Linked DNA regions of Homo sapiens: region 1 is linked to region 2. Evidence: read pairs that join two places in POLR2A ChIA-PET (ENCODE). Cell type or tissue: HCT116. All regions are shown on one strand. Links, peaks and the distances in the headings refer to the core of each region. The heading gives the core; the rest is flanking DNA. Region 1 holds the start of LOC102723870 (a long non-coding RNA gene). Region 2 holds the start of PHC2 (polyhomeotic homolog 2).

Region 1 (15,913 bases), core at 11,320-15,319, 820 kb after region 2:
GCTGGGTGCGGTGGCGGGCGCTTGTAATCCCAGCTATTCGGGAGGCTGAGGCAGGAGAATCGCTTGAACCTGGGAGGCAGAGGTTGCAGTGAGCGGAGATCACGCCATTGCACACTCCAGCCTGGGCGACAAGAGCAAAACTCCATCTAAAAAAAAAAAAAAGAAACAGCATTATAATCTTCTCAGACCACCATCATATATGCAGTTAGTCATTGACCAAAATGTTATGCGGCACATAACTGTATTCTAAATTCATATTTGTCATTGGAAGTGTTCAGAATGGATTGTGAGCAAATTAATTTCATTTATTCCTAAGAGTTTTTGTTTATGTGAGACAGTGCCTTGCTGTGTTGCCCAGGCTGATCCGAAACTCCTAGTCTCAAGCAATCCCCCCACTTCAGTCTCCTGAGTAGCTGAGCTTACAGGTGCACACCACCAATTCCAGCTTGGTACTCCTAACAGTTTTTGTTTTGTTTTGTTTTGTTTTGTTTTGTTTTGTTTTTGAGACGGAGTCTCATGCTATTGCCCAGGCTGGAGTGCAGTGGCACGATCTCAGCTCACTGCAACCTCCGCCTCCCAGGTTCAAGCGATTCTCCTGCCTCAGCCTCACAAGTAGCTGTGATTACAGGCACATGACGCCATACCTGGCTAATTTTTTGTATTTTTAGTAGAGATGGGGTTTCACCATGTTGGCCAGGCTGATCTCGAACTCCTGAGCTCAGGTGATTTACCTACCTCAGCCTCCCAAAAGAGGCGTGAGCCATCGCGCCCAGCCAACAGTTTTTTTTATTATTATTATTCTTTCTTTTTTTTTTTGAGACAGTCTCACCCTGTCACCCAGGCTGGAGTGCAGTGACGTGACCTCTACTCACTGCAACCTCCCCCTCCCAGGTTCAAGCGATTCTCGTGTCTCAGCCTCCCGAGTAGCTGGGATTACAGGCCCATGCAACCATGCCAGGCTAATTTTTGTATTTTAGTAGAGACTGGGTTTCACCATGTTGGCCAGGCTGGTTTCGAACTCCCGACCTCAGGTGATCCACCCACCTTGGCCTCCCAAAGTGCTGGGATTATAAGCGTGAGCCACTGCACCCAGCTACTTCTTATTTTTTGAATGAATGATCAAATAACTCTTTTTTTTTTTTTGAGATGGAGTCTTACTCTGTTGCCCAGGCTGGAGTGCAGTGGTGTAATCTCAGCTCACTGCAACCTCCACCTCCCAGGTTCAAGCGATTCTCCTGTCTCTGCCTCCTGAGTAGCTGGGATTACAGGTGTATGCCACCACAGCCGGCTAATTTTTGTATTTTTAGTAGAGGTGGGGTTTCACCATGTTGGTCAGGCTGGTCTCAAACTCCTGACTTCAGGTGATCCACCTGCCTCGGCCTCCCAAAGTGCTGAGATTACAGGCATGAGCCACTGGGCCCAGCCAATCAACTTTTCAAAGCAAAAAGGAATGTTTTACAAATAGCTTATTAAAACATCTGGTTCCTGGAATATTTCTTGGTTTAAAAATACCTTCCTGGTTTTAATACTGTCTTTACCTTCTCTCCATGAATCCATATGCCATCCATCCATGAATTTATGCATGCATTCAGCAAATACTTATCAAGTGCCTCCAGTGTTTCAGACTTTTTTTTATGCACTCGAGGTAGAAATGTAATAGGATAAGCGAAGTCTCTGCCCTTACTGAGTTTAAAATGTAGTGGGAGAAGTGAGCCAGACAAACATGTAAACACATAATATAATTTCAGATAGTGAACAGTGCCATCAGGATAAGGTAAGAGTGGTTGGAGGAGGGGAGGGGGTAGTCAGAAAATATATGTTTATTAACCCATTCTCACGCTGCTGATAAAGACATACCCGAGACTGGGTAATTTATAAAGGAAAGGGGCTTAATTGATTCATAGTTCAGCATGGCTGGGGAGACCTCAGGAAACTTACAATCATGGTGGAGGGGGAAGCAAACCCTTCCTTCTTCACATTGTGGCAGGAAGAGAAGTGAGTGCTGAGCGAAGGGGGAAGCCCCTTAGAAAACCATCAGATCTCCTGAAAACTCACGCACTATCACTAGAACAGCATGGTGGAAACCGCCCCCGTGATTCAATGATCTCCACCTGCTCCCTCCCTCCCACAACACGTGGAGATTATGAGCACTACAGTTCAAGATGAGATTTGGGTGGGGACACAGCCAAAATATATCAGTATGTTTGAGAAAGTGATATTTGAGCAGAGGCAAGAGAGATGAGGAGTGAGCAGAAATAAGGAAGAACTTTCTAGGTGAAGAAACAGGTGTAAAGGCCCTGAAATGAGGTAAGTTCAGGGAACAGCAAGCTGGAGCTGAGAGTGAAGGTGTAATAGTAGGAGACAAGGTTGTAGAGATAGGGCCACAGCCTCTTTGGTAAAATTTGGTAAGGGGAGTATAGGATCAAGTACTCACGTATGGGAGTTGGCCTTCTGATGGGAGCCAGGGACAAGCCATTCATTGCAATCAGGCTAAGGTGAGTACAGATACAGCATGATGGTAGATTTGGTGGTAGGAAAATGAGTCAGTTCTTACTGAGTTGCTCTTACTTTCTCTAGGAAGCACAGTTGATTGAGAGTGAGAATGAGGGAGGAATGATCACTAGAGGAGAAGAGAAAGAATTGTCTCAGAGAGTGAAAAAGGGAATTTATTGGTAATTGTAAGATTTTACTGCGAGTACTGAATTCCTGTTTGAGATGTGTGGACATACACTCAGGGTGATACCAGTTAGCATGGTGTGTGCTGCCATAAGCAGACAGTTGAACTTGAATTAGGTTGTGGTTTTGCCAGGTGATTGTGGCAGAGGAGAAAAAGCAGTGGCAGTGCCACTTATATCCTTCTGTGAAATCTTCCTTTTTTTGTGTGGTGTAGAGCTAGCAAATGCCATTTACCTATTGCCTGGTACATTTTATGGTGCACAGAATTATTGTAGATTCCTTTTGGAGCTGGAAAGAACCTAAGAGAACATCTAATTCTGTGGTTTTAAACTGGGGCAGGGTTGGGCAATGTCATGTATCAGAGACGTGTGGAGAGCTTTTGACCTGGGAAACTATATCTTATTCTTCAGCTAGACTTGGAAAGAGAAGAGTCCCAAGAGGTGAAGTGAGTGTTGTCAACTGAGGAAAAGAGAATAAGTTGAATTCCTAGGGCCTAGGTCAGAGTATAAGGAGGTGGTTTTGATTTCAGAAAGAGCCCTGAGCCAAATAGTAGAAAAGCTTGTGTTCTTTGATTCAACCCATTTTCTTTTTTTTTTTTTAATCATCCTCAAAAGTTTTTTACTTTTTTTTCTTTCCAACTTTTATTTTTAGGTTCATGGGGTACATATACGAGTTTGTTACATGGGTAAATTGCATGTTGTGGGGGTTTAGTGTACAGATAATTTTGTCACCTAGGTAATCAGCATAATACCTGATAGGCAGTTTTTCAATCCTCACCCTCCCCCAACTCTCAAATAGACCCGGTGTCTTGTTTCCCTCTTTGTGTTCATGTGTACTCAATGTTTATGTCCCAAATAAATATATGGAAACATGGTATTTGATTTTCTGCTCCTGCATGAATTCACTTAGGATAATGGCCTCCAGCTCCATCCACGTTGTTGCAAAGAACATGATCTCATTCTTTTTTATGGCTGTGTAGTATTCTATGGTGTATGTGTGTCACATTTTCTTTATCCAGTCTACCATTGATGGGCATGTGGATTGATTCTATGTCTTTGCTATTGTGAATAGTGCTGCAGTGAACATACCCATGGATGTGTCTTTATGTGATTTAACCCATTTTATAAATGAAAAACTGATGTCCAGACAGGCCAGACAATTTCTATACACCCAGGTGGAAACAAAGCCAGGATTAGAGTTCCATGTCCCAACTCCATTGTGCATGTGTTGCCTCTCATTTTTCTTGGATCCCTGTATATTCTCCTAATTTGATAACTAATTGTTTCATGTGAGTTTTTCATTTTCAAAATACTAAAATTTTTACTTTCTGCTGATTGTTGCTAGAGTTAATGATTATGATTTCAATATCCTATTTTCCTTTTTTTTTTTTTTTTCTCTAACCCCAACTTTAGGGAACAGAAGTCAAAGCAATAACATATTCAGCAATGCAGGTCTATAATGAAGAGAACCCGGAAGTTTTTGTGATCATTGACATTTAAGACACCAAAAAATAAAAGACTCCTACGAAGAACTGTTTTTGTTTTCCTCTTCCTTTTGAGAAGACACTATGAATTAAATTCTACAGCTTTTTTTTGATATATGGAAATTTGTAGAACAGAAATATTTTAGTTAAAGTGTGACTTTCAGAAAGGGAAAATCAGGGCACAGCCTTGGTCTGTGTTCCCCAAATATTCACACTTTAAAGAATTCTTCAACCCCCCAAGGGACAGTTATGGTCCTTTGATTCTCTGCTGTGGCAGTAGGTGTGCCTCATGCCCTTCCAGTGCAATGCAAGCCCTCCAGCCTCACCCCAGAGAGGATCACTGATGTCAGCAGCAGCCTGAGGCTGAATCCAGGTTGAAAGAAGAATAACTTGAAAAAATATATTTCCACACACAGAATTTTGTTTTTCTTCCAAGTTGGTTAAGACATATATTTTGTTTCTTTTTTTTTTTTTTTTTTGAGACGGAGTCTCGCTCTGTAGCCCAGGCTGAAGCGCAGTGGTGTGAGCTCGGCTTACTGCAAGCTCCACCTCCCGGGTTCACGCCATTCTCCTACCTCAGCCTCCCGAGTAGCTGGGACTATAGGCACCCGCCACCATGCCCGGCTAATTTTTGTATCTTTAGTAGAGACGGGGTTTCACTGTGTTAGCTAGGATGGTCTTGATCTCCTGACCTTGTGATCCGCCCACCTTGGCCTCCCAAGGTACTGCGATTACAGGCATGAGCTACCATGCCCGGCCACAAGACATAGATTTTCTATATGCACATCAAGGGAGGTGCTGGTTTAGGTTGCTATAGGACAGAGCTATCCTGTATTCCAGTTGGTTTTTGTAGAGAAACAATTAGACTTCTCTAGATAGAGCCCTGATTTTTCTCTCACGCTTTCAGTTTTTTAAAAGCACTAATGATATTTCCTGTTTTCTCATAAGAAAAAGTCAATACTATGCCTTACAAAGAGACCTTTCCTTCTAATATAGAATTTTATTTGAAAGTGAGTACATGTTTATAACTAGAGAATAAAAGGAGAATTTTTGAAAAATTTCTTTATTGTTGTTTTTGTTTAACTACTTAAGCTATTCGTCCTTTTTTTTGAGACAGGGTCTTGCTCTGTCCCCCAGGCTGGAATGCAGTGGTGCAATCATAGCTTACTGTGGCCTCGAACTCCTGGGCTCGAGCAGTCCTTCCAACTCAGCTTCCCAAATTGCTGGAACTACAGGAATGCACCACCATACCTGGCTAATTTTTAAATTTTTTTGTAGAGACAGGGTCTCACTATGTTGTCTTGAACTGGTCTTGAACTCCTGGGCTCAAGTGATCCACCTTGGCCCCCCAAAGTACTGGGATTACAGGTGTGAACCACTGCACCAGGCCTAGCTATTTGTCTTTAAGGAGACAGGAGGCCAGGAAAACAACCTTAAAATGATCTGAACTCTTAAAGTAGATGACTTTTTAAAAATGAAATTTAGTTTGATTTGCACCTTTTTTCTTGTTTCTATTGATTGAGGTATTCTCTTTTGGGATCAAGAGTTTGCAAAGTTGCTATTTATTCCCAAGAACATAAGAAAAAATTGCCACTGGGTGGTGCTAAATATCATCATAGTATGGCGAACTTGAACTAAAAGGAACGGATTAGCAATTATTTTTCTATGGGTATTTAACAGAAAACAGGGTTAATGAAAGCTGGGCACAGTGGCTCACACCTGTAATCCCAACACTTTGGGAGGCTGAGGCAGGCGGATCACCTGAGGTCAGGAGTTCAAGCCCAGCCTGGTCAACATAGTGAAACCCCATCTCTACTAAAAATACAAAATATTAGCCTGGCTTGGTGGCAGGCACCCATAATCCCAGCTACTCGAAAGCCTGAGGCAATGAGAATCGCTTGAACCCAGGAGGTGGAGGTTGCAAGTGAGCTGAGATTGTGCCCCTGAACTGCAGCCTAGGTGACAGAGTGAGACTCTGACTCAAAACAGAAAAAGAAAATAGGGTTAATGAAGAATAGGCCAAGAGCCTGTGGTTTGAAAAGCAGCTCTTCAAATGAATATATATTAGGAACACTGGGTAGTGCTTTTTAACCTCCTTTGTACTCAGGCACATTTTACAAATTTAAATTGTTACTCTCCAAGCCAAACACATCCCTCAGAATCCTTTTACCTTTTATTAGGGTTGATTGCCAGGCTGTGATGGGGCTCTTTTTTTTCACAGAACCTTTGCATATCGTGGGCTAATTGGGGCTTAATTGTGAAAATGAACAATGGAAGACCATGAAGGCAATGAAGGCCAAATCCAGAGCAAGAAGAGGGTGAGAGTTGGAATACAATAAAACCAAATAGAGCTGGGCACAGTGGCTCATGCCTGTAATCCTAGCACTTTGGGAGGCCAAGGTGGGTGGATCACTTGAGCCCATGAGTTTGGGACCAGCCTGGGCAACATGGTGAAACCCTGTTTCTACAAAAACTATAAAAATTAGCCAGGTGTGGTGGCATGCACCGGTAGTCCCAGCTACTTGGGAGGCTGAGGCAGGAGAATCTCTTGAACCCCGGAGGCAGAGGTTGCAGTGAGCCGAGATCACACCACTGCACTCCAGCCTGGGCGACAGGAGTAAAACCTTGTCTCAAACAAAACAAAAACTAAGTGAGGCACAGACTTGCCTAGGACAAAAAGCATGCGAGGCAACCATATTGTTACCGGTGAAAGGTTTTGACTATGAGTTGACAGGTTCTTGGCGTTTTGAACAAATAATTGGACAAAATGCACAAAGCAAAAAAATGAAGCAATGAAAGCACACATTTATTGAAACAAAAAGTACACTCCACAGAGTGTAAGCAGGCTCAAGCAAGGGGCTCAAGAGTGCTGGTTACAGGATTTTCTGGGGTTTAAATACCCTCTAGAGGTTTCCCATTGGTTACTTGCTTATACTGTATGTAAATTAAGGAGTGGCCCACGACCAGTCTGATTGGTTGTAGGAGGTGACCAATCAGAGGCTGAAGTAAAGTTCTGAATGAAGACTGTGGAGCCAAAGGGAGTACAGTCTGATCCTCTTGATTCAGTTCTAGGAAGTCAGCACAAATCTGCCTTAGGTTCCCCGCCTCCAGACCCTATTCTGCCTCAATATTGCTTACTACCAGCACTACATAATGGAGTTAAGTAAAAACAAGTGAGATGTAATTATGCAATACAAATTATAATTTATGATAAACTTATAATCTATTATATTTTAATGTAAATTTCAAATCTTAATATGTGTTTTTGGCTGGGCACAGTCGCTCATGCCTCTAATCCTAGCACTTTGGGAGGCTGAGGCGGGCAGATCATCTGAGGTTGGGAGTTCCAGACCAGCCTGACCAACATGGAGAAACCCCGTCTCTACTAAGAAATACAGAATTAGCCAGACGTGGTGACACATGCCTGTAGTCCCAGCTGCTTGGGAGGCTGAGGCAGGGGAATCGCTTGAACTTGGGAGGCAGAGGTTGCAGTGAGCAGAGATCACGCTATTGCACTCCAGCCTGGGCAACAAGAGCAAAACTCCGTCTCAAAAAAAAAAAAAAAAAGAAAGAAAAATGTGTGTTAGTTTTTAAGTATGCCAAAATGTAATGAATAGAAGGAAGTTGAGTGTGTCACCCTTTATATAGAAAATTGGCATCTTAAGTCCATCAGCAGCAATGCACAGTTTATTTTTGGTTTATTTATTGAAATGGCTGCACTGGCTGTCACCAGATTCTTCTGCTAATTTCAAATAGGTGTTTTGGCCTAGGGAGCAGATTCTCCCCCAACTGCAGAGCTAATTGATTTAAATGGGGACTGAACCTTATCCTCACATGAAAACTCTGTTCTAGTTATAAACGTCTCAACATTATCTCTCACCTCATGACATACCCACTCATCTTCACTTCTCTGTCCAGTTCTCCTTTCTGGGCTGCCTTTATCCTTCCTCCTAAAGTAAGGGAAGAAAACCCACTGCCTAAGGAGCCAGGTGGGTAATGGGATTGGCTATGTGTTGAGCCCAGGGCTTATAGTGTCTGAGAGGTCAGCTGCCTCAGCGATAGCCCTTGTCAGTAGTGGGAATACAAGCTGAGTTTTGTAGTTTTTCATGACACCTCAAAAATTGGGATTTTTATGTGAAAGCTCCCAATTTTTTGGAAAAAAAAAACCAAAACACTATGGTCATCACAATGAGGGGCAAAAATCTTGCAAGTTCTGCTTTAAAGTCCACATCAGGCCGGGCGTGGTGGCTCACGTTCGTAATCCCAAAACTTTGGGAGGCCGAGGCAGGTGGATCATGAGGTCAGGAGTTCAAGACCAGCCTGGCCAAGATGGTGAAACCCGTCTCTACTAAAAATACAAAAATTGGCTCGGCATGGTGTCGGGCGCCTGTAATTCCAGCTACTCGGGAAGCTGAGGCAGAGAATTGCTTGAACCCGGGAGGCAGAGGTTGTAGTGAGCCAAGATTGTGCCACTGCACTCCAGCCTGGGTGACAGAGTGAGGCTCTGTCTCAAAAAATAAATAAATAAATAAAGTCCACATCAAAGCCTGTCACCAAGAAACCTTGCCAACCATTTCAGCCATTAGTGGTCTTCTCTGAATTGCACCTGTCTAGTTAGTTTTAAAGATTTGCCAGCTTAGTCAATTTTATAATTGTCGAACGTTTGCTAGTTTTGTCTCTCTGAATAGAAAGCAAGCCCCCAGATCACATAATGGTCATTGGCTACTTAATGATGAATGGATTAAGCGTTTTAGGGCTACTTAAATCTCTTAGGCAGAGACTGCAGGTCAACTTCTTGAACAAATCTCAAGAGTTTACGAATCTCAAGTCAGGCTTGGGAGGCCAACACAGGTGGATCACTTGAGCCTGGGAGTTTGAGACCAGCCTGGGCAACATGCTGAAACTCCACCTCTACTAAAAATACAGAAAAATAACCGGGGATGGTAGCACAGGCCTGTAGTCCCAACTTGGGCAGCTGAGGTGGGAGAATCACCTGAGGCCAGGAAGTCTAGGCTGCAGTGAGCCATGATGATGCCACTGCACCCCAGCCCGGGTGAGAGTGAGATCTTGCCTCCAAAAAAAAAAAAAAAAAAAAAAAGGAATCTTAAGTCACAAGCCTTGATTCCTAATCCTTGCTCTACTGATGACCTTGGTCCTTATCTATGTATTATGGGTAACAATAGTGGTATGATTTTTTTTTTTTTTTTGAGATGGAGTCTCGCTCTGTCGCCCAGTGTGGAGTGCAGTGGCATGATCTCGGCTCACTGCAAGCTCCGCCTCCTGGGTTCATGCCATTCTCCTGCCTCAGCCTCCCGAGTAGCTTGGACTACAGGCGCCTGCCACCACGCCCAGCTAATTTTGTGTGTGTGTGTTTTTAGCAGAGACAGGGTTTCACCATGTTGGCCAGAATGGTCTCTATCTCCTGACCTCGTGATCCGCCCGCCTTGGCCTCCCAAAGTGGTGGGATTACAGGCGTAAATCACCGCGCCCAGCCAATGATCTTTTTAAACATTTTTATTTTTATTTTAGAGATGGGATCTTACTATGTTGCCCAGGCTGGTCTTGAACTCCTGGGATCAAGAGATCCTCTTGCCATGGCCTTCCAAAGTGCTAGGATAACAGGTGTGAGCCACCACACCCAGCTGATCTCTTATCACTGGTACCTCCCATCTAAGATGGCTAAGTGGTTGTATTCACAGCCTCTTTTGCCAGTTCTTTCCAGTTTGGAAGAGAATGTTCAAGGAGAACCATTCATACCCTTCTCAAGACAGGAGCAGTGCCATCATGAACTACTGGGGCTACTCCCTCACCCAATCTGACCTGCAGAAGGCTTGGGGATTACCAGATTCTGCCCAGTAAGAAGCCCTGAATGATTTCAACAATACTAGCTTTGCCGCAGAGAAACTATGAGACTGAGAATTTAGTTTCCTCACTTCAGAAACGAGGACATTGGAAAAGATATCCTCCAAAAGCTCTTCCAGAGCAAACTGTCAGAATTTAGTGACTGTATTACTGTATCAGTATGATTTCCTAATGTGCTATGTACATTTTTTTTGTTTAATTACCTATAAGTGGCCTGGCGCGATAGCTCATGCCTGTAATCACAGCACTTTGGGAGGCTGAGGTAGGTGGATCACCTAAGGTCAGGAGTTCGAGACAAGCCTGGCCAACGTGGTGAAACCCCATCTCTACTAAAAATACAAAAATTAGCTGGGCATGGTGGCGGGCGCCTGTCATCCCAGCTACTCTGGAGGCTGAGGCAGGAGAATTGTTTGAACCTGGGAGGTGGAGGTTGCAGTGAGCCAAAATCACACCATTGCACTCCAGCCTGGGCGACAAGAGCGAAACTCCTTTTCAAAAAAAAAAAATTTACATATAAGTAATTGCTTAATGTTAAATTCTGGACATGCAAGAGTGTGCTTTTAGAATGAACCAACATTATGGCCAGGTGCAGTGGCTCATGCCTGTAATCCCAGCACTTTGGGAGGCCGAGGCAGGTGGATCACCTGAGGTTGGGAGTTTGAGACCTGCCTGACCAACGTGGAGAAACCCCGTCTCTACTAAAAGTACAAAATTAGCTGGGCGTGGTGGCACATGCCTGTAATCCCAGCTACTAGGGAGGCCGAGGCAGGAGAATCGCTTGAACCTGGGAGGTGGAGGTTGCGGTGAGCTGAGATCTCACCACTGCACTCCAGCCTGGGCAACAAGAGCGAAACTCCATCTCAAAAAAAGAATGAACCAACATTTATTTTGTCATAAATGCATATCCAGGTCTCCACTGTACAAAACATTTTTCTAGGTGCTTCCATCTGGAAAATGTTACCCATTTGTCATACCGGCAATTTTACATGTAGTACATTTATTCTACTTTTTATTAATGAGGAAATTAGTGACAACTAAGACTATCTGGCTATAAGAGGCAGACTTGGGACTTCAGACTCTAGTCAATGTATTTACACAAGATTCTTTTTTTTTTGAGACAGAGTCTCACTCTGTCGCCAGGCTGGAGTGCAATGGCGTGATCTTGGCTCACTGCAACCTCCGCCTCCTGGGTTTAAGTGATTCCCCTGCCTCAGCCTCCCAAGTAGGTGGGACTACAGGCACCAACCACCATGCCTGGCTAATTTTTTGTATTTTTAGTAGAGATGGGGTTTCACCATGTTGGCCAGGATGGTCTCAATCTCCTGACCTCGTGATCCACTTGCCTTGGCCTCCCAAACGTGCATGGTGGTGCGCGCCTGTAATCCCAGCTACTCGGGAGGCTGAGGCAGGAGAATCGCTGGAACCCAGGAGGCAGAGGTTGCAGTGAGCCAAGATTGCACCACTGCCCTCCAGCCTGGGCAACAGAGCGAGACTCCGTCTAAAAAATAAAATGAAATTAATATAATATAATATAATATAATATAATATAATATAATATAATATAATATAATATAACATAATATAATAATAAACTACCTCCCAGTATAAACACTAAAGACATTATAGTCATGGGCTCTGAGGACTAGGCTCTGATTTTTTTTCTTGCCCAAATTCCTATCTAAGGGGTCTGGGGAATCATGCCCTACAAACCATAAATTTTCATCAGATGAGTTTTATTTAACCCTATATATCATGACTTACTTTCCAATCTGACTCTGGCATAACATTTTTTTTTTTTTTTGAGACAGTCTCAGTCTGTCACCCAGGCTGGAGTACAGTGGTGCGATCTCGGCTCACTGCAGCCTCCACCTCCTGGGTTTAAGTGATTCTCCTACCTCACCTCCCAAGTAGCTGGGACTATGGGCATGTGCCATCGCACCCGGCTAATTTTTGTATTTTTAGTAGAGACAGGGTTTCACCATGTTGGCCAGGCTGGTCTGGAACTCCTGGCCTCAGGTGATCCGCCCACCTCGGCCTCCCAAAGTGCTGGAATTACAGGTGTAAGCCACCGTGCCCAGCCTTCTTTTCAGAAAGAAAGTCTGGCTCTGTTGCTCGGAGTACAGTGGCATGATCATAGCTCACTGCAGCCTTAAACTCCTGGGCTCAGGTGATCATCCTGCCTCAGCCTCCTGAGTGGCTGGGACTACAGGCATGTGTCACTATGCCTGACTGCTGTTTTTTTGGGAGACAGTATAACTACCCAGTGGGTTCACCTTACCTGCTGCCTAGACAGAGGCGATTTATGAAGACAGGGGAATTGCAATAGGGAAAGAGTAATTCACGCAGAGCTGGCTCTGCGGGAGACCAGAGTTATATTATGACTCAATTAAGTTTGCCCAGTATTTGGGGATCAGAGTTTTTAAGGACAACTTGGTGGGTGGGGGGAAACCAGTGAGCCGGGAGTGCTAATTGGTCAGGTCACAGATGAAATCATAGGGAGTGGAAGCTGTCTTCTTGCGCTAAGTCAGTTCTTAGGTGTGGGGGGGGGGGGGTCACAAGATCAGATGAGCCAGTTTATCGATCTGGGTGGTCCCAGCTGATCCATCAAGTGCAGGGTCTGCAAAATATCTCAAACACTGATCTGAAGAGCAGTTTAGGGAGGGTCAAGATTTTGTAACCTCCAGCTGCATGAATCCTAAACCATAATTTCTAATCTTGTGGCTAATTTCTTAGTCCTACAAAGGCAGCCTAGTCCCCAGGCAAGGAGGTTTGTTTTGGGAAAGGGCTGTTATCATCTTTGTTTTAAACTATAAACTATAAGTTTCTCCCGAAGTTAGTTCAGCCTCCACCCAGGAATGAACAAGGATAGCTTGGAGGTTAGAAGCAAGATGGAGTCAGGTTAGATCTCTTTCCACTGTCTCAGTCATAATTTTGCAAAGGCAGTATTTTGCCCAGGCTGGTCTCAAACTCCTGGCCTCAAGCAATCCTTCCACTTCCTCCTCCCAAAGTGCTGGTATTACAGGCGTCAGTCACTGTGTCCAGCCCCCTCTTTAATTCTAAAGAAGGTCCACAGTGCTTGGTGAAGGGGTGTCATCATTCTAGAGACAACCCTGGGAGCCCGTGCCATCTGCACAAGTGACATGGTAGCTAGAATCTTAGTTTATTAAGCTGGGCAGGCTGAGTCACTCGTTTCTGCTTTTCCCTCTCCTTTCTCTTCTCCAGACTTATTTCCCGTCTCCTACTTATCTACTGTGGCTTTTTCCTGTGCTAATCTAGCTTTCTTTCTCCCATATCTTCGTTGAGCATCTATATTCAAAAGCCTGCACTTCAGGCCAGGCGCGGTGGCTCACGCTTGTAATCCCAGCACTTTGGGAGGCGAGGTGGGTGGATCACATGAGGCCAGGAGTTCAAGACCAGTCTGGCCAACATGGTGAAACCTCGTCTCTAATAAAAATACAAAAAAATTAGCCGGGCATGTGGCGCACGCCCATAATCTCAGATACTAGGGAGGCTGAGGCGGAAGAATCGCTTCAACCCGGGAGGCAGAGGTCACAGTGAGCTGAGATCGAGCCACTGCACCCCAGCCTGGGCGACAGGACGCCAGTGAGATGCCTCTGGCCAAATCCCACGGGAGTGGTTCCCTGGCATCACGCGTCCAGGCTCCGCCCCGGCCCTTCTCGCGGCTCCCATTGGCTCGGCCGCGGACTCCTGGGGCGCCGACACCTCCTACTGGCCGCCGCGGCGAGGTCAGGGAGCAGGGCACTGGCCAGTCCCAGCTGAGTTGGGAGGTGTCGGGGACGCAAGTGACTTCACAGAGCACAATGTCATAACCTTAAGTAACACCAGACAACTTTTCCTAAAGTGGGGATAAGATAGGCTTGCTCTGTAGGCTGCAGGTCTTAAGCACCTGCGGCGGCATCTGATCGCGCGGATTCGAGTCCCCTCCGCCCCTGAGTCGTGGCGTGGCTTCCAGGTTAGTCATTCCAGTGCACAACCCCCCAAGTCCAACTGTTTTAAATGAGGACGGTGCTGGATCTAGTCGGTGCCTGGCAAATGTGGGCTTTTTATTTTTATTTTTTAATTTATTTTTATATTTTTTTTCTGAGATGGAGTTTTGCTCTTTTTGCCCAGGCTGGAGTGCAATGGCATGATCTCGGCTCACTGCAACCTCCGCCTCCCGGGTTCAAGTGATTCTTCTGCCTCAGCCTCCCGAGTAGCTGGGATTACAGGCGCCCACCACCACGCTCTGCTAATTTTGTATTTTTAGTAGAGACGGGGTTTCACGATGTTGGCCAGACTGACCTGATCTCAGGTGATCCGCCGGCCTCGACCTCCCAAAGTGCTGGGATTACAGGCGTAAGCCACTGCGCCGGGCCAAATGTGGGCTTTTTATAAGGCGTCCACTACACACGACAGAAAAATGCCTATTTCCCCCTATCGCCCCCAGAGTCTAGCTAATCTAGCTTTAGGAGTGTCTGGTAAATCCCAGGCCTCTCCGACGGGGGCGGTGGGGGAAGGGGGGTCTAGCTGTTAGACTGAATAACTTTCCAGGAAAAGTAGTTGTGACGAAAAACAGGACTGAAAAGGAAGAGTTTCTACCCCTTAATCTCGCTCACTGGCATAGTCATCCCTGAAAATAATATATAAAGTCATGGTTTATAGAGGGTTCACTTGCTTGAACGTGATATCCATTGTTTAGGGAGAAAAAACCCAGGCTTTTTTATCTATTTGTTACTTTTTTAATAGACAGTGTCTCACAATGTGGCCCAGGCTGGAGTGCAGTGGCGCAATCATAGCTCACTGCAGTTTTGAATTCCTGGGCTCAAGGGATCCTCCCGCCCCAGCTTCGCTTCCCAAATAGCTGGGACTACAGGCCTGTGCCACCATGCCCGCCTAATTTTAATTTTTTGGGTTTTTTTGGTGGAGGTAGAATGTCACTGATGCCCAGGCTGGCCTCGAACTCCTGGCCTCAAGTGATTCTCCCACCTCAGCCTCCCAAAGCGCTGATATTACAGGAGTGAACCAATGTGGCCATATCTCAAGGCCTTCATTTTTTAACACGTGGTGCTAATACTTTCAGCTGGGGTTTTCAACTCCTGGGTTTTTTGTGGACTTTTTCCTCAGTATACAGAAAAAGTTTAAAATCAATTCAGATAGGCAACAAAAGGCACAGTATCTTTTCTTTTGTTTTTTGAGAAGTTTCACTCTTGTTGCCCAGGCTGGAGTGCAGTGGCACAATCTCAGCTCACTGCAACGTTGCCTCCTGGGTTCAAGCGGTTCTCCTGCCTCAGCCTCCTGAGTAGCTGGGATCACAGGTGTGCACCAACACGCCCGGCTAATTTTTGTATTTTTGGTAGAGACGGGGTTTCACCATGTTGGCCAGGCTGGTCTTGAACTCCTGACCTCAAGTGATCCACCTGCCTCGGCTTCCCAAAGTGCTGGAATTACAGGTGTGAGCCACAGTGCCTGGACTCAGCATGTAACCTTTTAAAATTATGCAAGAAAATAAAAAGAAAAAAAATTATGGGCCAGTCATGGTGGCTCATGCCTGTAATCCTAGCACTTTGGGAGGCCGGGGCTGGCGGATCATCTGAGGTCAGGAGTTTGAGACCAACCGGGCCAATATGGCGAAACCCCATCTCTACTAAAAATACAAAAATTAGCTGGGTATGGTGGCCCATGCCTATAATCCCAGCTGCTTTGAGGCTGAGGCAGGAGAATCGCTTGAACCCGGGAGGCGGAGGTGTGAGCCAAGATCACACCACTGCACTCCAGCCTGGGCGACAGAGCAAGACTCCGTCTCAAAAAAAAAAAAAAATTATGCAAGAAAGTACCATTTTGTCATTGGAAGAAATTCTTTTTTGCAGGAGACTGAAGAGATATACTTGTCAT
Region 2 (15,913 bases), core at 6,600-10,599:
CTTTCCCAAGGAGCTGTGCAGCGGCTAGCAGGCCCCCATCCTTGGGAGAGTCAGGACTGACTGTACCTGCCCTAGTTCCTGGACTTTGATCACCAGTCTGACCTCCTTCTCACCCCTGCTCTGATCTGACAACTCCTGCTGGGTTGACCCCATCTCTGACCCTGGCCTGCCCCAGTTTTCAGGCTCACTGCTCCAGACTGATATCTCACATCATGACAGCTCGAGGCAGGACAATATTTGTATCAGCCAATATTGGAATCAAAATACCATCTCTTCTAATGATGTAGTGGTAAATGGAAATTCCCGTCAAAACAGCTGTGACTTTGAGAGTGGAATTCAGATATCTTAAACCAACTCAGCACTGCCACTGAGCATGGGATATAGAAACAGTAAGATATAAATAGCCCTTGGTACTAACTGGAGCAATGTTCTTTCATTCATTGAACAAATGGTTATTGAGGGCTGATTCCACCATGGTTTCTGTATTAGCAGTGGGGACAAAAAAAGATGAACAAGATGTTGTCTCTGCCCCAGGGAGTTCCATTACACCCAATTTTGCTGTTGCACCCAGAGATGATGTTTCAAAGATTAGGCAATTAATTAGAGCAAGGAGAAGAATGGCTACAGGATTGCACTTTTAGAGAGGGCATGTTTCTAACTTTGCCCAAGGCTTCAAAGACCCTCAAATACTGGACCAACCTATGGAAGCTCAGGGAAGTTGGTAATGCGCCTCAGAACACAAACGTTTTTCAAAAACTTAGATCTGTCTATGCACCAAAGGTTCAGGTCCAGGGGGATTGATAACCTTCCTAGTAGTCATCAAAAGGGCTCAGGTCTGGACTTTGACATACCTTGTTTGACATACCTTGTTCTGTTCCTGGCTGTATTCTAACTTGATGTGTGATCTTAGACAACCCACATCCACCCTCTGGGCCACAGTTTCTTCAGACCTCATCTTTTCTCTCTGCCCAGCTCCTCAAAGAATATTTGATAAATGTTTGTCGAGTGAATGAATGACTCCCCAGCGTCCCTTCCAGCACTGGTATTGTAAGTCTGTGAGCTAGACACTTCTTTGGGAAAGAATGGAATTGGCCTAGAAGAGAAAGTTTGGCCCATTCTTGAGGGACCCTTGGTCACACTTCATTCTGTCCGTGTGATCCGCCCCTCATGAACAACCTCCCCTTTCTCTTCATTCCCTCCCTTCATTTTCCATCTCCTCTCCACTCTACCCCAAACATATTATTGTGGGTTGTGTCCCCCAAAAGGATATGTTCAAGTCCTAGCCCCCAGTCCCTGTGAATGTGACCTATCCAGAAATAGGGTCTTTGCAAATGTAATCAAGTTAAGACAAAATCATACTGGATTGGTGTGGGCCCTAATCCCATGACTGGTGTCCTTATAAGAAGAGGTAAATTTGGATACAGATACACAGAGAGAACGCCATGTGGCAACAGAGGCAGAGATTGGAGTGACACATCCACAAACCAAGTGATGCCAAGGATTGCTGGCAGCCACTAGAAACTGGGAGAGAGGCATGGAACAGATTTTCCCCCTAATGCCCCAAGAAGGAACCAACCCTGATGACACTTTGATTTCAGACTTACAGCCTCCTAAACTGTATGAGATTAAACTTGGGCTGTTTTAAGCCACCCGGTTTGTGATATTTTGTTAGGGCACCCCCAGCAAATACATCTATCCAAGGCCATTATTTGGAAATCACCCTACTGATGTATATTAACAGAGCCCTAAAAAGCTCCAGGGGTCCTAACATCTCTCCAAATGCACACTGAAGATGAGTCATCACTGTGTCTATTGTGGATCTCTGACACCAAGAAGCCTAACTCTCCCATGGGGAAAGGAGGGAGGCCTCCCACATTATTATTCATCAGAAAGAGGATACTAGGGGGTGGGGAGGAGAGTCACCAGCTGCTTTTATTCCCACCTGGGACAGCTCGAGAAAAAATGGACTTTTATCGCTATAAAAGGATGTCATAGTCACTTATTTTCACTCATTCAGTAAATGTGTATGGAGCACCTACTATGCCCAGTGCTGGTGGGTGACCGGAAAGAGTGTATATATGGATGGGGGAAGGATGCTAAAGAAATGTAACACACATTCCCTGGGTCCTATGAGCCAAGCTGGAGTAGGAGGCATGCATGTAGCGTGGTGGGTTAATAGCATGGACTTGGGAATCAGATAGTCCCAGCATAGATCCTGGCTTGGCCACTGACTTACAGTGTGATCTTCTTGAACATGTTACTTAATCTCCCAGAGGCTTAGGTTTATTTTGAGGATTAAATAAAACGATGTATATAGCACAAGGCCAGGCTAAGTGCTCCATAAATGTTAGTAATTCTCATTAATGTAGAGCAAAGATGTTTGCCAGAAACAACTCAGGAAAAGAACAAGGTGATTTTGATGAGGTATGACCTCTGTCCAGTTCAGGCCCTCATCACCTCTTGCCAGACACTATCTGATTGAGTGCTCAGAACAACTCTGGGAGGAAATTAGTCTCATTTCACAAATAATGAAACTATGGCTCAGAGATGTAAAATAACTTGTCCAAGTTCACAGAGCAAGGAATGTGGCAGAGCCAGGTGCAAACCAAAGTTCCCAAGCACATGTCTTCCTACTCCTGGGCAACATTTATATGCCAGTCAGAAGGGGGTTGGAGGGCAGGCAGCACATCAGAGAGGGCCTAGGGAACTTCACTTAAGCTGCAGTGTCTTCTATAGAAAGTACGTTGCTTGTACTGGATTTATACATTTATTCTTGTTTAATTAGCAAATACATCTCTAGTGTATACTATGGGGTGTTCTAAGCAGTTTATGTTAGTAACTCATTTCATCCTAACAAGAGTCTATAAAATGGACACTGTTATTATTTCCATTTTACAGATGTGGAAATTGATATGCAGGGAGGTTAAGCAAGTTTCCTAACATCACATAGATAGTTGAGTAGTAGAAGCAGGATTCAAATCTGGATCTTTGATTCCAGAGACAATGCTCTTAACCAGTGTTCTATTCTGCAGTATCTTTTTGTCAGGGGGTAATAGGTTGGCTGTTGGAGTGTGCACATATGGGGAAGTGGGGAGGATTAACACCACACACACAAACACACACACACACATACACACACCACCCTTTGGTGCTATTGCTGCAATAAGACCATGAGTCATTTGACCCTCTAGGGTGAATGGCAGGATGGGGGCTGTTTAGCCCTGGGATTCTCTGAGTCAACAACTTCTCATCCCTGGCCCACTTCCTGAAAACTCTTTGCGCCTCAGCTTTGGAAACCTTTTGAGCACAAAAAGCTCATTTCCTGTGGTCAGGAAGGATGGGATGAGTTCCTGATGACAGCTCATCTCCCTCATTAAGGCGCTCATAAAAGTGTTTCAAGGAGCCTGACTTATGACTCCACTGTTTGTCAAGATCCCCTTCTGCAAGGAGCAACTCCAGTAATTTGGTGCTAGGAGATGTGCAAGAGAAACCAGTTCCTTTGAGTGCAGGAATTATTTATGATCCCAAGAAGAGAGAATGTCATTTGGAGAGATAACAAGCCTTCAGCAGCACAACAGGCTGTTTAATATGCCACGAGGGAAGGAAGGCAGCTTCAGAATTCCAAAGCTAGCTAGGAAGCCTTGAGATATTGTGTACATGTGGGTTGTCTGTTCCTAGGAAAACTCCTGGGATAATAACAAAAATGACATTAGCTATCAATTATGGAGGGTTTATCCTTGGGCCGGGGCCTATATATGAAACGTTTATATATATATATATATATGAAACCGAGACTTTGGGAAGTTAAGTGTGTGTATATATATATACACACATACAGTAAGTCATTAAATTCTCACAACATTTCTATCCTATTTTACAAATGAGGAAATTGAGGCACAGAGAGTTTAAGTAACTTTCCCAAGGTCATACAGTCAATGAGTGGCCAAGTCAGGATTTTTAACCCAAGCAGGTCTGCTTCTATGTTTGTGCTCTTAAGCACCAGTCATGTTTTAGGAGGAAATTGGGTTTTAAAGCAGTCTAGGAAGGTGAAATGTACGTATATTCAAAATTACCTTTGATGATCCCTTTAAATGTCTATAAAGTTTAGCACATTTAGTTTGAGGCACAGAGCCCTGTCCAGTAATCCATAAATATATTAAAGTTAGAGAACCATGGCCAGATGTGGTAGCTTACACCTGTGAATCCCAGAGTTTTGGGAAGCCCAAGTAGGAAGATTGCTTGAGGCCAGAAGTTCGAGACAAACCTGGGCAACATAACAATTACCCGGGTGTTGGGGTGCATGCCTGTAGTCACAGCTACTCCTCGGGAGGCTGAGGCAGGAGGATCACTTGAACCCAGGAGTTCAATGTTATAGTGAGCTATGATCACACCACTGCACTCCAGCCTGGATGACAGAGCATAATTCTGTCTCTAAAAAATAAATAAATAAATAAAATTAGAGAATCACTGAGCTAAACAAGTCTGTACACAGATGTTTGTGTTTTTAAACTACTGTGCCTTTAGCTAAACTATCAAATCCCTAAGGTAAAAATGGAAAGACAGGCATAAGCCGGACGCGGTGGCTTATGCCTGTAATCCCAGCACTTTGGGAGGCCAAGGCGGGCAGATCACCTGAGGTCAGGAGTTCGAGACCAGCCTGGCCAACAAGGCGAAACCCTGTCTCTACTAAAAGTACAAAAATTAGCCGGGTGTGGTGGCAGATGCCTGTAATCCCAGCTACTCAGGAGGCTGAGTCAGGAGAATAGCTTGAATCCAGCAGGCAGAGGTTGCAGTGAGCCAAGATCGCACCATTGCACTCCAGTCTGGGTGACAAGAGCGAGATCGGACTCAAAAAAAACAAAAAACAAAAAACAGACAAACAAAAAAAAACAAAAAACAAAGGAAAGACAGAGAATTCTACAGTGCCCCTTACCTACCTGGTGACTCTATTCTCTTAATATATAGCCTCTGTGACCTTAACACATGTCACTTGTCACAAGGTATATTTGCTGTGGGATTAAGACGTAACACCATCATATCTTGAGAGGAGACAAAATTCTATTAGAGAAGGGATTCTAAGTCCAATCCTAAATTAAATAAATCTGATACAATGAGACTAGCTTTGGGGGCCAGATAAACCTGGATTTGAACCCTAAATCTGCTACTTACTAGCTGTATAACGTTGGGCAATTTGCTTAACTTCCCAAAGTCTCGGTTTCTTAATCCATAGAATGGTCACAGTAATTCCACCATGTTGAGAAGACTGAATTTAAAAGTTTCTAAAGTAATGAGCTTCAGTATAAATCAGTGTAACTCAGCATTAGCTCTTAATAGCTGTTTGACCTAAATTATGTCACATGGCCTCTCTGAGCCTCATTTTCTCTCCTTTGTAATACAGGCATAACTATTCTGCCTATTAATCTCAAAGGTCACTGTAAGGAAACAGTAAAACGCTGTACAAATTATGTACAAGGATTTTCTCAACTGCACAGCACACCTGAAATTGTGAGGAGGTGCTAGGAGACCCCTGCTGGATTTGAAAAAACTGGCGATTGTCCCGGGTCTGAAGTCAAAAATGATCTTAGATCTCCACTTTTGCCATTTAATGTTGTTGTATGATCTTGAGCGAATGATCTAACCTCTCTGAGCCTCCACTTTCCCTACTATCTAGTGGGGTTAATAGGACAGACATCACTTTCTGCAGCAAAGTGTTAAGGCACGTGGTAAGTGCTCAATAAATGTTGGCTGAATCTGGATCTCTCTGGCTGAGACAAATCTCTCCATCCGCAAGGTGGGAAAACTGCGCGTGGTCGCCATGTGGCGCTCAGGTAGAGGAGATGCTCCCGGGGGCACCGGGCTCCGGCACCTCCCCACTCCCCCGCCCACCCGCCCGTTGCCATGGCCACCGGTTCAGGCTGGGAGCAGCACTAAGGCGTGTTCCGCCCAATCCCCGCCCTTCTAGGGTGACCATTGGCTGGAGCGGCCACGTGACGCGCGCTGGTATGCTAATATATGGTAATAGCGCCCTCGCCCCTCCTCCGCGGGCAGCGTCCGAGCAGCCAGCAGGGTGCGCGGCGCCGAGCCGAGGGGGCGGGCTGAGGGGCGGCCCCCGGGAGAGAGCGGCCAGGTGGAGGAGGAGCGCGGAGGCGACCGCAGGTAACGGGCGGGCGCGTGCGCGCTGGGGCCAGCTCGCGGCTGACGGGCAGCGCGCGGGGGACACCGGCCGCCGCGCTGCCGGCTTAACCCTTTGGGCACCCAGCTGTCACGGTCGGGCCGGAGCGCTCGGCCGGGACGGGCCGCGCGGGGCGGGGCATTGCCATGGGCACGGACAGGCGGGCGGCAGGCGGCCTGACCCCTGGTCCGCGGCGTGGGGCCCGCGCTGGGAGCCCGCAGTCCCGGCCGGCGACCGGCAGAGCGCGGCGCCCCCGGGCCGGGAACGCGCAGCGAGGAGGGCTGCGGAGAGCCTGGGGCCGAGGCTTGCCGGGAACGGGAACCGGAACGGGAACGGGCCAAGGTCCCGTCAGTGACTCGCTTTCTCCGGGGACCGACCCCCCTCCTGCGGAGAGGCCCGCGCCGCGGCAGCCCGTGGTCTTGCGCGGCCTGCGCCTGCTCCGCTTGTCCCGCAGAGTGCGGTGAGACCCGGGCGTCGGGCCTGACCGGGGCGCCCGCTCCCCAGCCGCGGCGTGACAGCGCAGCCGCTGGCACTTTCGGCCCAGAGTCAAGCGTGGCGTGGGGGGCACCAGCAGAGGGAACCGGGGGTTGCTGGAACTGGGAGGAGAGAACAGTCGTCTAAAGGAAAAGCGGGCCCCAAGGTTGGAGAAGGAGGGATGCCCTAGAAAGGCGCTGGTCCCTTGTTTTCTGTGCTGAGTGATGACCTGACACCCATGGGAAAAGGTCGCTGCTGGACACCTGGATCGGGTCTGTCATACACGGAGGAAGCGGCTGTTCTACGTGAGTGTCTAACAAATTTCTTATAAGGCGAGGTTTAAATTCATCTTCCCCCCTCCCCAGGTCTGCTACAGAAGTGTCTTCTTGTAATTATCCCCCTCCCCCAATTCACTAAGACTGGTGGCAGCTTTAGGCTCACAGTGTAATTTAGCTTTTGCGACAATAGAAATGGTAGGAGGAGAGATGCGCCACTGATACTAAGCTTGCCCTGGGAGTTTCTTGGAAGTGTGGGGTAAAAAATATTTCTATCACCAGTGGGGATGAAAAATCGGCTAATGCGCCCGTGATATCAATAGAGTTTCTTTTGTGAGTCTAAAGTCGTTCCTTCTAAATCAAGAGAAAATGCGGTTACAATTGAAAAGTACCAGAAACCAATTTGATTTTGCAAGTGAAGTGCAAATTCCACTTCCACGTTGCTCTTGATGTCTTTTATCACCCAACAACAAATACTTGGCATATGCCAGGCACTCTGCTATGTCTTGGGGATGCAAAGATGAATAAGATAATTAGTCCTTGTCCTGAAAGAAGTGGTAGGAGAAACAAATGAAATTGCTAGTAAAAGTGATTAACAGCATAATAGATGTGAATGCAAAGGGCTTTGGAAGCACAGAGGAGGGAACAATTAGCTGTCTGAGAGGACCAGGGAAGGCTTTCCAGAGAACACATTTAAGCAAGGTGTTGAAGGATAAATAGGAGTTTACCTTGCAGAGAAAATTGGAAAGGACTGAAAAGGCAGCCAAAGCGGGGGAACAGCGAATGCAGCCACATAAAGAATATGTTATCTCTAGGGAATGGCTTTCTATTGTAACTATGGCTTTTTTTCCTTCCTCTGTAATGTAACTTTCTAAAAGTAGCCTAGAATTTCTTATTCCCAGCACAGTTGTCCAGTGATATTTTTCTTATTGTTTTCTCCCCCATATTTTCCCCTCATCAGTTTTTCTGAGCCTCATTCCTGGTCTTTGTCACCCATATCTTCCCAAGTAAGGGTCCATCATGTGGAGGTTGAATAGGAGTAGTTTTCAGTTGCTCCAAGGGAGAGGGCCTGAAACTGGGCATAATGTTTGGCACTAGAGGCAGCATCTGAGAGGGGCAAATCTAAATCATACAAAAAGAGAATACATGACCATAACTAGGGAAGCAATGCTGAATGTCAAATTTGTGAGACCTGGGGAAATAAGTAGTAAGATCAGAAGCTGGAAGGATCTGGATTAAGAGAGGATTGGAGTGTGAGATGGGTCAGGGCAAGTAGTCCAGGATTGAGACCATGAATCGTGCACATGCAGCTGAGCCCACTGTTGCATGGTGCCAGCTGTGCAGAACAGCGGTGGATCTGCCAGACTGGGCCAGGCCCTCCATAGGCTTTCCAATGCCTCCTCCTTTCTGTTCACCCTCCCTCCTTACTATTATCCTCTTCTCTTCATCCCAGTTTCCACCCATGTCTCATGCATTGGGCTTCTTTTAATGAGGTCTTAGCTAACAGAGCAGAGAAAATCCCATTCTGCTGTCTTAGCATCTATCTCTAGAACTATAAATAGTCCATTTAACCTCATTAGCCATCAACTAGCCAGCCTATTTTTACTTCCTGATCATTTAGAAGCTGAGCAAGGTTGGGCCCAGAGTAGCAAAGTGGACCTCATCCCCAAAACTCTTCTAATATTTGAATCAGATAAAGGCCTTTTTGCTTTGCTTAGACCACATTTATTTTTAGAATGGATTATGGTGAGTTTTTGGCAAATTTCCTGTTTTGAATTATATTACAGATCAAGTCGTGTAAAGAAGGTGTCACTGGGGTGACATGCTTAATACGGTCTGCTAAGATTGATGATACTGTAAGTGCTGGAAAATCATGGGCGGTATTTAAGCAATCTTCTCAGTCAGTGTATTTACTGAACACCTGCTTGTGTGCAAATACTATCCTGTATTTGTGATGTGGAGGAGACAGGAAAATGAGAGTGGTGGTGTAGTATGGGGGTTATTCTCAGCTAAACAAAGATTTGGATCCCAGTTCTACCAGGTACTTGCTACATGACTTTGACTTCAGTTTCTTCATCTGTAATAATGCCACCTACCCAATATAGTTGTGAGGACTAAATGAAATCACAAATGTATAGCAGTCATTTAGTACCTTTTTGAGATGCTTAATGCGTGGTATTATAGGAGTTGAGAAAAGAAAAAAAATGGTGATAATTGAAGCCATATGATTAGCTGAGTTCACTGCTGGTAACAGCATAGAAATAGAATAGAGGATGAAGGACTGAAGCTTGAAGATACATCCCACATTTAGGGAGGGAGGGAGAAGGCATGGAGTCCGTATGGTAGAAAATAAGAAAAGAAGCAAGAGAACCATCTAATGTATTTATCCAACAAATGCATTCTATTCACCACCATTTGTTGTGTACCTGACAGATGCCAAGGCCAGTTAGACACGCTATTAACCATGAGAGTGTAGTATCACAGAAGTCAAGAGAAGAAAAAGTTTTGAGCTGCAGAAATTCGTCAGCAGTTTGAAATTGTACAGAAAGAGTGGGAAACATTCATTATACTTAGTAAACAGAAGGTCATTGGTAACTTTTTGAAAATGATAGCTTCAGTAGAGTGGCGGGGGTGGCCATGGGGATATGAAAAGCCACATGAGAGAGAACTGTGGCATGAGATGCCGATAAGAAGTGGAGACAGCATGCGGATCACCTTTTGTATGTTTGGCAATGAAAGGAAGAAAAGAAATAGAAAAGTGATTAGTGAAGGCAGCACAGTCAAGCGGAAGATTAATTTTCCCTGTCTGCTTCATTATTTTCGTTGACCTAAAATATTATTCTTTTTATTTCATATCCTTAATAGCAAGTCAGCAGTTCATTTCTTAAACTTACTGCTTTGATAACTACCTGAATGTTTCACTGAACAGTAATAGTGTAGCTGTCGTTTATTGAGTGCTCACTATGTGCTAGGCATCGTGCTAAGCTCTTTGTATACATTCTGTTCATTATCCCATTTAATCTTCCCAGCACCAGATTATAACCACACAACCTCTTGGCAGCACGGAAAGACTAAGTAAATTGCCAGAGGTCACATAGCTAATGAGTGGCACAGATGGGATTTGGATCCAGCTCAGACTCTAAAGCTTTCCTGAAGGATCATGCTATACTGTCTCTGAAGTCAGGGCCAGCTTTGTGGGTATGCAGCCTGTGCAGTCTCCCAGGGCCCTGTGTTTAGAGGGGCCCCATGCTTGGTTTAATACTCTCTTGTTGCTGTCTTGAAATTCTTAATGATTTTTAACAAGGGGGTTCTACATTTTCATTTTGCACCAGGCCCCACAAATTATATACCCAGTTCTGCCTGAAGGTATCTGTACTACCTCCTGAGGGTATCTGTACTACCTCCTGAAGGTAGGAAAGCATTTTGTGCTGTGGCCTTTGGTTTGGGTAGGTGGCCTAAGTCCTTGCTATGTCATGCTGCACAATCACACTTTCCTATGGTCCCCTCATTTTGGACTCTGTGAGTTTGCTGGTGTGAAGGGCAAAAGGAAATGCCCAGTCAATATGAAGAGAATAGAGAATAAAGAGGCAAGGAATTGCTTACTTAGACTGACTTCTGGAAACTCATCCACCATGTTTTGAGGGTATTACTGGAGAGAGTTATAGTCCTGATGCTATTGTTACTCCCAGTTTAAATACAACACAAGTTCATTTCTATTCCTTTTGTAGTCAGGTATACCCATTTGTTCATGGGAAGATATGGAGACCATTTTTCAACGTACTGAAACAGAAATTGGAGTGGAACAGGTACACTACAACTTGTCTGCCCTCATCTGGTGCCTTTTTAACCACGTTGATGCCACCCTTTGACCCTCAAACCATGGACCCCCCCCCAGCAGCTTTGAACCCCACTGGTTGCCACCATTGTCTGGAATGCTTCTGTTCTGTCCTGCCTTTGTTGCTTACTCTGTTCCTTCATCTACCCACATGAATCATGAAAAACAGAAACTTCTATTTTCTCTCATTTTTGGCTTTAGGAAAGAAATAGGAAAGTGATTAGTGAACTGAGAACCAATTAGGTTTTTCTGGGTTTCATGGTTATGGTTCTCTCAGAAACAATTTTTACTCATCCTCTTGCTCCTCTCACTTCTGGTCTCTCTGAGTAATGATTTGACCAAGTCCTGACATCACTTGACACTTACCACTTGACCAAGTCCTACGCCAACCAACCTGGATTCCTTTGTGGGGGAAATCAGACAAGACTGAGATTGTGTTGCCTCCTCCCATTACCTGTCTCATCCCCGTTCAGAGTGTTTGTTCTCATTTTCTATGCCCAACATGGACCAGGTAAGCCTAAGAAAACGTGAGAAGAAAAATATGAAGAGATGTCCAATATAAACTGCAGTATACATCATGAAACACAGTTTACATGGCTGGGCTGGGTCTTCTCCATAGTCTCCTAGTTATGCTGTGGCATGGTCTCCATAAGGCACTGTAGTAGTTATCCACTGCTGTGTAACAAATTACCCCAACATTTACCAGCTTAAAACAAAATTTTCTACTTATCTTTTAAGACTCAATTCAAGCATTACCTCTCAGAAGGCATTTCCCAGCTTGCTTTTTAAGAATTAGTAATCTTCCTCTTTGATATTTCTTCGTACTTCAGCATCTCATTATAGCATTTACCACATTGTTATAATTGCTAGGGACCATGTCTTTTTCATACCCTTAACTTCAGTTCCTAAAACTATTTCTTGAATGTCACAGATGCTCAGTAAATGGTTGTTAAAAGAGCTTAAGAATAACTCATACCTTTATCGGCTTTCACTTTATTCTTTATAAAACGTAGGTATATTGCAAAGTATCCAGCCTTGTTTCCTGTGATAGGCTCATATATCGTTGTTGAAGGTTAAATGTAAAGAAACGTTGTATATGTCCAAGACTGCTTGACTTGCCAACTTATCTACTCCAGTGAAGACTTCTTGAATTTATCTTTATCTATAGGTCTCTGTGCCATTCCTAGTCTGAAACCAATTCTGGCCCTTATAGGAAATTATACAGTGAGCACCCCTAGTCCAAAGATACTTGGTTCAATAATAAAATCAACATTTGTTCACTATTCAGATATTTGACTCTTAAATTTTATGAGGGTACATCTGTGTCTGGCTTATTCACTGCTCTTTTCCCGACACCATGCCCTAGTAGCTGCACAGCAAATACTTAGTGAATGAATTAATGAAACTCAATTCTTGATAATTCATGTCCCATTCCTGTTATCCAGGTCCTGACCTCTGATCACCCAGAATCTTAGGCCTGATTCATCATTTCATGTGACCCAGACTTTTTGTTTTGGTCCTTGACTTTTATCTTCCAGGGCCTTATTATGGCTGGATAAGAATCTGACTCCTTGCTTACTCAGAACTAAAGTATCTCTTTGTTTCTTGATCGTCCTAACTAATAATATAGGCCAGATGCCCTTAGAAAAATATTATTTTCTCTACCTGAAGCCAGAAACATTCCGAATACATATTAAATGTATTTAAAAATATTTAAACTGAAGATAATTACATTCAAATTTCTAAAGAAAGTGAACAGGCCCTTTGAGAAACAAGTTTTGGGCAGAGACCAGCGTCTAAAATTTTGTGAGTCTATTAGAATGATTAACTTGTAAGCTTCAGCAAATCAATGCAAATTAATTTTTATACCCACCAGTGAATCAAAGGAGGGGAGGGAATTGAGTGAGTGTGTAAATATGGTTGCTAGGGAAACTTTTCCTGACAGAAGAGAGAACCTCGCAGGAATTTTTACAGGCCCACAGAAGCAATGTAACCTGATCTTTCTCTGTTCTCTTTCTAATGGGGGAAGAAAAGATGTAGAAACCATGGGTACAGATAAAGGTGGCTTTAGACTTTTCAAGAGACTTGAGGAGTAAGTTCTCCAGAACAAATGATGACTATTATAAGGCACCCGTTCGTTTTAAGGAACCATCTGGAAATGAATCTATCTCTAAAATAGTATTAATGAATCAATCTCTATAATAGTATTAATTTACTCAACAAATATTCAGCACTTTCTTTTTTTTTGTTTTTTGTTTTTTTTGTTTTTTTTTTTTTTGAGACGGAGTCTCGTTCTGTCGACCTGGCTGGAGTGCAGTGGTGCAATCTTGGATCACTGCACCACCTCCGCCTCCCAGGTTCAAGCGATTCTCCTGCCTCAGCCTCCCGAATAGCAGGACTACAGGTGTGTGCCACCATGCCCGGCTAATTTTTGTATTTTTGGTAGAGATGTGGTTTCACCACGTTGTCCAGGGTGGTGTTGAACTCCTGACCTCGTGATCTGCCCTCCTCGGCCTCCCATAGTGCTGGGATTACAGGCATCAGTCATGTGCCCGGCCTTATTCAGCACTTTCTAAATAAAAAATATGTATTTTCATTGTCCAGAAGGAAATACAATTATAAGCAGTTGATAATTTGAAAGTACTGCATTACACCTAGTTCTTCCAAGTTTTGCCCCAAATTAATTTTTTTAGTATAGGGTAATGTGAACTTAATTAAATATTTAATGCTGTTTCTAGAAATAAAATTCTGCTTCTGTACAAAAAGCTTAACAGGAGTGTATCTTCTGTTATTTCTATTCTTTGGTTGCTGCTCCTGAGAAAAAACTAATTCATTGGTCCATAAAGCCATACCCCAAAGTAGATGTTCATCTAGTGACAGTGTCATCTTAATTTTAGATATAGTACCAGTGTAGGACACATCCGTCTCCTTGATGGCTAAAATCATGAGATCCTTCTTATTTTAGCTGTACGGGATGGATGGTTTCAGGTCTTAAAATCTTGGCTGTAAAATGCATTTGGATTGAAATATGGAACACTGTCCCATATCTGAAGCCTACCATTCAGTGTCTCCATTCCTTCTCTTCCCACTTTTATTTTGTTTTCAGTTACAAATAAGGCTTGCATTTGTTTGAAAAAGTATATACTTTTTAAGCCCTTTAATACTTCAATGTGCTAGAGTTATGTTCCAAGCACAGTATCTTCCGCTGGCCTGCAGAGAGGCAGTTGGAGGTAAGGGTTCACTGCAGGGACACTAGAGCCATAATGCTGGGGTTCCAGCCTTGCCTCTGCCACTCATGAGCTGTGAACTTCCCAGCCGCCTTCCATCTGTACTCTCTCTGCTCTAGTCTTCTTGGGTATAGTGGGGGAGAATCACAGTCCCTACCTCGAAGAATTATAGAATTAAACAGGTTAATAATGTGAGGTACATAATAAGAATTGTGTAGGTTTTACCTTTCTTTATTTCCTGGGGCCTCCTAGATAGAATTGATATTTGAAGGAAGAGAAAGTTGAGATGTATAAAGGTATAATAACTTGCCTAAAGTATACAGTAAATTTAGGCTCAGACTATTCTCATTCTTAAATTACCAAGGAAGTTTTCCATTCCGCCTAGTAAGAGAGAGAGAAAATGAGAATTAGAATAAGAGGGCAGAACTTGGCTTTTAGGGCATTTTGAAATAGAGGTTACTTCACATAAGATGGTGACACTAAAGCCCGTGAAAATGAAATTGCTTTCTCAAAGGCAGAGTATTAGAAATGGTTTGGAATAATATAAGTAGGGAATGTGGTACTAGGTCAGGCCCATTGTATAACCAGCCAAAAATTTGGTTTCTGATCATGATAACAAAGCTCAGTTGGAAGGGTGTATTGTAGCTTCAAGCCATGACAAAATCTTCTGATTACAGGGATGGGCTTGCCCATCCTTTTAGTATCCTTCTGTCTTTGTTTACCTGAGTATTTAAGCTTTATTTCTATTTTTGGCCTCTACAATCATATTTATTTATTCAACAAACATTTAATAAGCTTCTATACCTCACTCTAGCAGCTGGGGGGATTCAAAGATGAGGAGAACCCAGGCCAGGTACTACAGAGGTTTCTAAAGAAAGAAAGACATGGAAACATTAATTATGGTATTGTACTTAGTACCATAATAGAAGTATGGTCCCTGCTTAGAAATGTTAGGAAAAGTTTTCTGGAGAAAGTGACAGGGTAAGAGGAAGCTTCTCAGCCAGACAGAAGCAATGTCTGCAAAGGTGAGGTTGTATTTGCTTGAGAGAACACATATGGGGGGACCTCCAAACAACCTTTCAAGACCACAGCAGAACATTTGAGGAGGGTCATTGCAGAAATAAGGCTGAAAAGTAGGCTGGCATCAAATCACAAAAGGCTTGGTTTACCAGGCTAAGGAATTTGGACTTTATGGTGGAGGCCATAGGGAGCTGTTAAAGCCCTTAGGAGTAACGAGATCAGATCCGCCTTTTAGAAAGAACACATCAGCAATGTGAAGGGTGGTTTGGGCAGGAGTGAGACCAGAGACGGAATCATGCAGTTAGCGAAGAACCTTTAATGAGCCTTCTCGTCTACTGCCAGTATGTTTACTCTTGAATATATATGTTTGTTCATTCAACCCCAGTTTGTTAATGGCATGTGAGATACTAGACTCACTGCTGGAAATACTGAGAAACAACACACCACCCATGTCTTGGAGTTGCTTGCAGTGTTTTATTTGTCCTAAACACAAACGTTCTTGAGTTTTCAGCTTCTCTTGTCTATCCTCTGTTTCATCTCAGTCCCGGGACTGGGGTTCTGGTATGTTGAAATGAGCTCATTTGGGTTTATCTTGTCTGTACTCCTCATGACATCACCCATAACTCCTTCCTTTCAGCCTTCATATTTCCAGAGTGCAAAGTTCTAATCATTTAATAAGTTCCTGTAGAGAATGCATCCATTTTACATCCCTTTACTTAGACTTCTGCTATTTAAATTCTTATTTTTTTTCTTATTTCCCCCAACCTCAAGTACTGTGTGTCAGCGCTCTTAGTCACACACTTTGCCCTACTTCCTGTCCTTTACTAGCTTACAAAGTCCCGTCTTTATTCCTCTTTTCCTGTTTCCCCAAGGATATGCATACCAGAATTGTAGACTACATTATTTTCTT

The links. ChIA-PET counts read pairs that join two places held together with the same protein. Peaks named below come from ENCODE experiments on the same cell type or tissue, not always from the same donor. Only the 100,000 strongest peaks of a DNase experiment are listed, where the experiment ranks them.
Region 1: POLR2A ChIA-PET joins it to region 2 with 5 read pairs; 1 of 35 experiments calls an interaction of 5 or more read pairs at or near these places.

What each region holds. Positions count from the first base shown.
Region 1 is chr1:32,610,124-32,626,036 of GRCh38, reverse strand. LOC102723870 (a long non-coding RNA gene) reads left to right here and starts at 13,547. Exons shown (of 3, transcript XR_426677.5): 1 at 13,547-13,994; 2 at 15,889-15,913. ZBTB8OS (zinc finger and BTB domain containing 8 opposite strand) reads left to right here. Exons shown (of 7, transcript NM_178547.5): 7 at 4,089-5,217. The coding sequence ends at 4,175. RefSeq lists enhancers at 2,259-2,328, 13,530-14,031 and a silencer at 13,652-13,761. In HCT116, for the core only: no CTCF peak of the experiment used is centred there; a DNase peak (open chromatin) is centred at 13,706; H3K4me3 peaks cover 1,127 bases; H3K27ac peaks cover 1,052 bases.
Region 2 is chr1:33,421,219-33,437,131 of GRCh38, reverse strand. PHC2 (polyhomeotic homolog 2) reads left to right here and starts at 6,037. Exons shown (of 15, transcript NM_001385109.1): 1 at 6,037-6,156. RefSeq lists a silencer at 5,834-6,353. In HCT116, for the core only: no CTCF peak of the experiment used is centred there; no DNase peak of the experiment used is centred there; H3K4me3 peaks cover 2,473 bases; H3K27ac peaks cover 1,573 bases.